Regions from separate parts of the Homo sapiens genome. Here region 2 is linked to region 1. The links are chromatin loops, found by intact Hi-C in ENCODE. Cell type or tissue: PC-3. All regions are shown on one strand. Each heading gives the region's core, and the rest is flanking DNA. Links, peaks and the distances in the headings are about the cores only.

Region 1 (2,908 bases), core at 133-2,632:
GCTCTGTGCCCATCTCGAAGGGTAACTGAGGAGATCAGTGAGGGAATGTGGGTGATGGCCTTAGCATAGGGCTTGGCACACTGTCCTGGTTGGGACCCTCCCAGTGAATCCCAAAGCAAGCTGACATCTAGCTGTCAGAGAGGAGACCATTCCTTATATTGTCTTATACTTAATTTCTTGTTTGCTGAAAAAGTAGAAGTTAGAATTGGCAGAAGTGAAAAATCACAGACAACTGGGGACCACATTTCAGACCTGGTGTTAAAATTCAACCTCTGACCTCAGGGCTTGTGCTATCTATGGATTCAGACATTGTGTAAAAAAGCATCATGAAACTCCCTGTTCTGTTCTGTTTCGTTCTGATCATTGGTGCATGCAGCCCCCAGTCACATACCCCTTGCTTGCTCAATAGATCACGACCCCCGCCCCCACAGCCCCTTTAGAGTTGTGAGCCCTTAAAAGGGACAGGAATCACTTATTCGGAGAGCTCGGTTTCTAGGACGTGAGTCTGCCGACGATCCCAGCTGAATAAAGCTCTTTCCTTCCACAATCCAGTGTCTGAGGAATTTTGTCTATGACTCCTCCTGCTACAGCTGGAGGGAAACTCTCTTCCTTCCTAGCCCCAGTTGTCTCTTTGTAACTATGATAGTTTGCTGCCGATGGACACGGCAAGTCTGTATGCTGAGATGCTGGGTTGCAGCAAAGAAGGGGTTAATCATAGGGTCACTAAAGAAGTTGCTGGGAGGGAACCTCAAATCCATCTCCCAGAGGAATCTGGGGCTGGGGTTTGTTGTTGTTGTTGTTTGGTGTCTGTTTGGTGTTTGTTTGTTTGTTTTTTGAGACAGTCCCACGCTGGAATTCAAGGGCACAATCATAGTGAAATGGCAAAGATTTCCTTGTCCCCTTGCAGGGCCTGCGATGGGGACTGGCTCGCTTCTTTGGGGCCCCGCTGCTCAAACCCCTAGGGGAGCATATAGATGGGCAGGGAGCCCCACGGCAGCTTCTAGGGGTGAATGTTTACAGCTGAACCTCCAGTGGGCATGTGCTACAGGGCACTCTCTTAGTTTAGCCGTCCGTAGGTGGCTTGTGTTAACCAGCTCAGTTAGGCCTCTGCCTTACCGCAAGGACAGAGGGCTTTCTGTATCCCAGGGTTCTTGCTGTGCCGGAAGAATCAGATCACACATGGGCTTGGAGAATGAGTGCAAAGTTTGATTGAGTGGAAGTAGCTCTCGGCAGATGGGGGAGCCAGAAGGGAGATGGCTTTCCCCTGGAATCAGGCCGCTCAGCAGCCGGGGCTCTCCTCCAACCATCCCAACCAAACTCTGCATCGTTCCACTAGCTGATCGCCTGCCGGAGTCTCAGTGTGCTCTTCTGCCGGCGTGCTCCCCCTGATGGCCTCTCGACGTCCAGCCGCTTGTGTGTTCTGCCAATGGGCTCCTCTCCGTGTCCAGGGCTTAGGTGCCTGCCCGCTAGGTCTCAGGGTTTCTATAGGCACCAGATGGGGGCGTGGCAGGGCAGGGTGGTCTTGGGAAATGCAACATTTGGACATGAAGGCAGGGTGTGTCTATCCTCACCTAGGTCCGTGGGCACAGGCCTGTGCGTGGAGCCCTAGCCAGGGACCATGCCCTCCTCTAGCCAGCACTTCCCTGCCCACCACTCCTGCAGCCTTCAACTCCTGGGCTCGCATAATCCTGCTGCCTCAGCCTCCTGAGTAGCTGGGACCACAGTTGTGCACCACCATGCCCAGCTATGTTTTTAAAATTTTTTTGTGGAGATGGAGCCTCGCTATGTTGTCCAGGCTGGTCTTGCACTCCTGGGTTCAAGCAGTCCTCCTGCCTTGAGGCTGGGGTTTTCCAGAGTTTTGGAGTGGGCCAAATGTGCAGATGGTTGATTAGTAGAAGGTTGCAGGGTGAAGCCACAGGACAGAGTGAAGAAGCTGTTCTCATGTGGATCCCATCCCTCCATGAGGGTCTTCAAACTGGTTGCTGGAATTTGGGGTCTGAAAAACATCTTAAGGAATCAACAAAAGCCTCATGACTGTAATATCAGGGATCGCATCTGTGGGAACACAGTGGTCACGACCGAGGGCAACGTGGTGATGTTTAGCAGCGAGAAAGCGGGCCACCGTGCAGTCTGATTAATGCTTAATTATAATAATATTTCTGTCCAGAACCCGACATGCAATTCTTGTCAGCCCTGTGGAGACAGTTTTGTTACAGGAAAGGGGTCCGGATCCAGACCCCAAGAGAGGGTTCTTGGATCTCCTGCAAGAAAGAATTCAGGGTGAGTCTGTAAAGTGAAAGCAAGTTTCTTAGGAAAGTAAAGGAATCAAGAATGGCTACTCCATAGTCAGAGTAGCCCTGAGGGCTGCTGGTTGCCCACTTTTTTGGTTATCTCTTGATGATACGCTAAACAAGGGGTGGATTATTCATGCCTCCCCTTTTTAGACCATCTAGGGTAACTTCCTGATGTTGCTATGGCATTTGTAAACTGTCCTGGCGCTGGTGGAGAGTGAGGACGTCCAGAGGTCACTCTCGTGACCATCCTGGTTTTGGTGGGTTTTTGTCGGCTTCTTTGCCACGACCTGTTTTATCAGCAAGGTCTTTGTGACCTGTATTTTGTGCTGACCTCCTGTCTCATCCTGCGACTTAAAATGCCTTCACCGTCTGGGAATGCAGCCCGGTGGGTCTCAGCCTCATTTTACCATTTTACCCAGCTCCCGTTCAACACGGAGCTGCTCTGGTTCACATGCCTCTGACGGTTTCACCTTCTGCTCAGAGCATTTGGACCTCCACAGGCTCTGACTCAGCCCTCTTATCCCAGGCTGATCCCATCCCCGTCTAAAAATCCCACTAACTTCCTTCTGAGAAAGTTGAGAGTCTTGTTTATACTAAAGTGTTAATGACTCACA
Region 2 (2,908 bases), core at 112-2,611, 47 kb before region 1:
CACACTCCTCCACCCTGGACTCTGGCCTGGCCTGACGGAGGCTGCTGGTTATTCACCAGATGGAGGCCCAGGCTCCATGTCTTCAGCCACCGTGCCCTGCCCCAGCATCAAGTTCCCTCCGCACTCTATTTCCTCCTTGGTAGAGGGGAAAAATAAAGCCAGTGTCTCCCACGGTTGCCTCGGGGTAACCGGTGGCAACACCATGAATGAGATCAAGAAGAGGCTCTCCAGGGGAAGCTGAGGCCAGGGTGGGGCCCAGCCCGGGGCTGGGGATGTGTTTCAGGGGGAGCACGGCCAGGCACCCGCCCCCCTCCCCCCGCCCCTCCTTGCCATCCTCATCCCTGCAGGGCTGAGACACGCAGGTCATTCCGGCTCCTTTTCTGGAACTCAGCATCAGCCAAGCCATGATCGCCACAGAGATGGCCACACCCCTCCTCTTCTCAGCTTTGCAACCCCCACCCCAGCTGGCCAGGCCAGATCCCAGAAGGCAGCCCTCACCACCCAGAAGACTCACAGCAGGAATACAGGGATACAGGGGCGGAAATAGGCCCTAGTGCTGGGGAACAGGACTGTTTCAGGGGAGACTCCCCCACCACAAGCCATTTCCACAGATGCTCTGATGGAGCCATGGGGTTGGGGGCCAGCTCAAAGCCGAGGGCAGCTGAGCCCCCTCCTCAGGGCCATGAGTGGTAAAACTGAGCCAGATGGAAACATACAGCCCCTCTGCATCCTCAGCAGATCTCAGCAGACCTGGTCGGGTTGCTCCTGAGATGCTGTGGCCTCTGCAGCTCCTTCATTCCCTGGCTCCCCAGCCCCGAGTCACTGCCAGCTGGGAACATGGGCCAGAGGCGCCCCAGAATCCAGTGGGCCGGGCATTCCAGCCTGGTCCGGGGGCCGCTCTGCCACACAAGTTTATGCCACCACCTCTGAACACTTGGGAGGCATGTGGGCTGGGCTAGGGCACAGCCACTCTGGACCCTCCTGCTGAGAGCCCCAGCTGAGACACAGACCCTTGGCCAACCCCAGGAATGTCCAGCCCTGTGAGCAGGATCTGAGCCCCACACGAACAAACGACCAAGACCAGGCTGGGGACCAGGCTTCCAGGCCCAGGCTGCACCCAGTCCACACACACAGCACATAGGGTCAGTGCTCCATAGTGGGCACGTCTCTGCAGGGACAGGATGGAGATGTCCACGCAGCACACAGACCAAGCTGAGGTAAAGTCTCAAAGTACAACCATGTGGCACACAACCATCCACCTAGGGGCACAGGCAGAACTCCCCAACACACCTCTTGGCTACCTCGGTATGTGTGGCCAGGCCCTCCTGCAGGTGCCTGTACTTACCACGTGAGGGCGCCCTGGAGCTGCCACAGGATCCTGCACCTGGACAGGAATGGGGAGACCCCTGGCAGAATCAGGCCCCAGAAGGACCTGGAGCATTGCACAGACACGAATGCCGTCTGCATGAGCAATGTGTAGAGGCAGGCCCCTCCCCACGGGGAGACTGCCCTTTGCCCCACACACCTCAGACCAGGGGAGGAGGGACACACGGGGGCCCTTGCACATCAGGATGCTCTTTGTTCATTCATTCGTTCATTCAACAGATATTTCTGAGCCCTTCCTAGGAATGGTGCCACAAGCACCACCAAGGTCCAGGTGGGCCTGCAGGGACAGGACCTCCATGGGTAGAGAGGGTAGTCTGGGCTCTGCCTGGAACCCACCTGGAACAGAGTCTGGAACAGAGCGGGAGCATCCTGGTCACAGTGGGTGGGAAGGCGGGGCCCCCTCAGCCATTGGTACAAGGACACAAGGGCATGTCTCAGACTCCTGGAGTCAAGACTTCACCGCTCTGTGCTTCCCTTCTGGAAGCTGGAGGGTAAGTTTAGACATGTTCGTTCAGTAAATGTCAGCGGTCATCATCACCATAATTACTGCCACCATCAGTACCATCACCACCATTATCATCAGTAACATCACCACCATCAACATAACCATTGCCACCATCATCATTGTTATCATCAGTAGCAGCAGTGGCAGGAGCACCATCACCATGGACCCTGCAGAGTGGGGCCATTTAAACTCCCTCTGGCTGGTCCTGTTTTCAGTTCTTTGAAGCAGTGGGGATGTGGGAGAGATGCAGATCCACTGAACTGTGGCCACCCAAAGGTCACTCCATAGACCCATATACTTCTAGGAGGGTGACTGCATGCTGAGGACACAGGAGGGGAAGCTACAGGGCCTCAGTGCCATATCAGCCTGGTGATGCTCAGGTCCCCGACTCCACATAAGGACAGCCCTCCTCTGGCCACAGAGGCCCTGGTCATCACCACCTAAGCAGCCCCTGAACCAGCTAACCTTGGACAGTCTCCAGTGTCCCTTCCCCACAAGTCTTCCCAAATGTCTAGAGAATACCCCTGTCTTGGCCCCCAAAAGGTATTTCCGTGACTTCACACCCAGAGAAGTGCAGAATCTGCTGGGGGCAGGTAGTCCTGCTTAGAAGACATAGTGGCTACCCTGGGAGAGTGGCACCCCCTGTCAGAGCCCACCTGCCAAAAGGCTGGAGATGTCCCAAGAGCCTAAGGACCAAACAGCCCACAGAAAAGCCCATTTCCAGCCAAACCCCACCTTTCCTCATGTGCAGACCCCCCAAGAATTACAGACCTGAGGAGGTGCTGTGGCTTGCACCCAGACAGAGCAGAAGGCGGATCCTTCCCAAGGGGCTCCTGTTTATCTGGGACCATTATCATCTTTACATTAGTTTTACACGGCCCATGTGTGTGCACCTGTGTGTGGCTGTATGCATATGTGCATGTGTGTATTCATTTGTGTGCGTGTGTGCGTGCATGCCTGGGGATGCCTGTGGGCATATGGTCATGCGTGTCAGTGTGTGCCCATGGTAGGGCATAT

What was found. Hi-C counts contacts between places; a loop is a spot of excess contacts. Peaks named below come from ENCODE experiments on the same cell type or tissue, not always from the same donor. Only the 100,000 strongest peaks of a DNase experiment are listed, where the experiment ranks them.
Region 2: it touches region 1 in a loop (3-fold over the local background); 11 of 110 quality-filtered maps call a loop at or near these places.

The regions. Positions count from the first base shown.
Region 1 is chr20:63,229,647-63,232,554 of GRCh38, forward strand. No RefSeq gene overlaps it. Among named protein-coding and RNA genes, the nearest start is that of BIRC7, 4.8 kb to the right of the region's middle. RefSeq lists enhancers at 1,254-2,023, 2,097-2,908. In PC-3, for the core only: CTCF peaks have their summits at 1,406 (motif pointing left) and 1,607; no DNase peak of the experiment used is centred there; H3K27ac peaks cover 507 bases.
Region 2 is chr20:63,182,175-63,185,082 of GRCh38, forward strand. No RefSeq gene overlaps it. Among named protein-coding and RNA genes, the nearest start is that of MIR124-3, 5.1 kb to the left of the region's middle. In PC-3, for the core only: CTCF peaks have their summits at 1,349 (motif pointing right) and 1,569; a DNase peak (open chromatin) is centred at 1,357.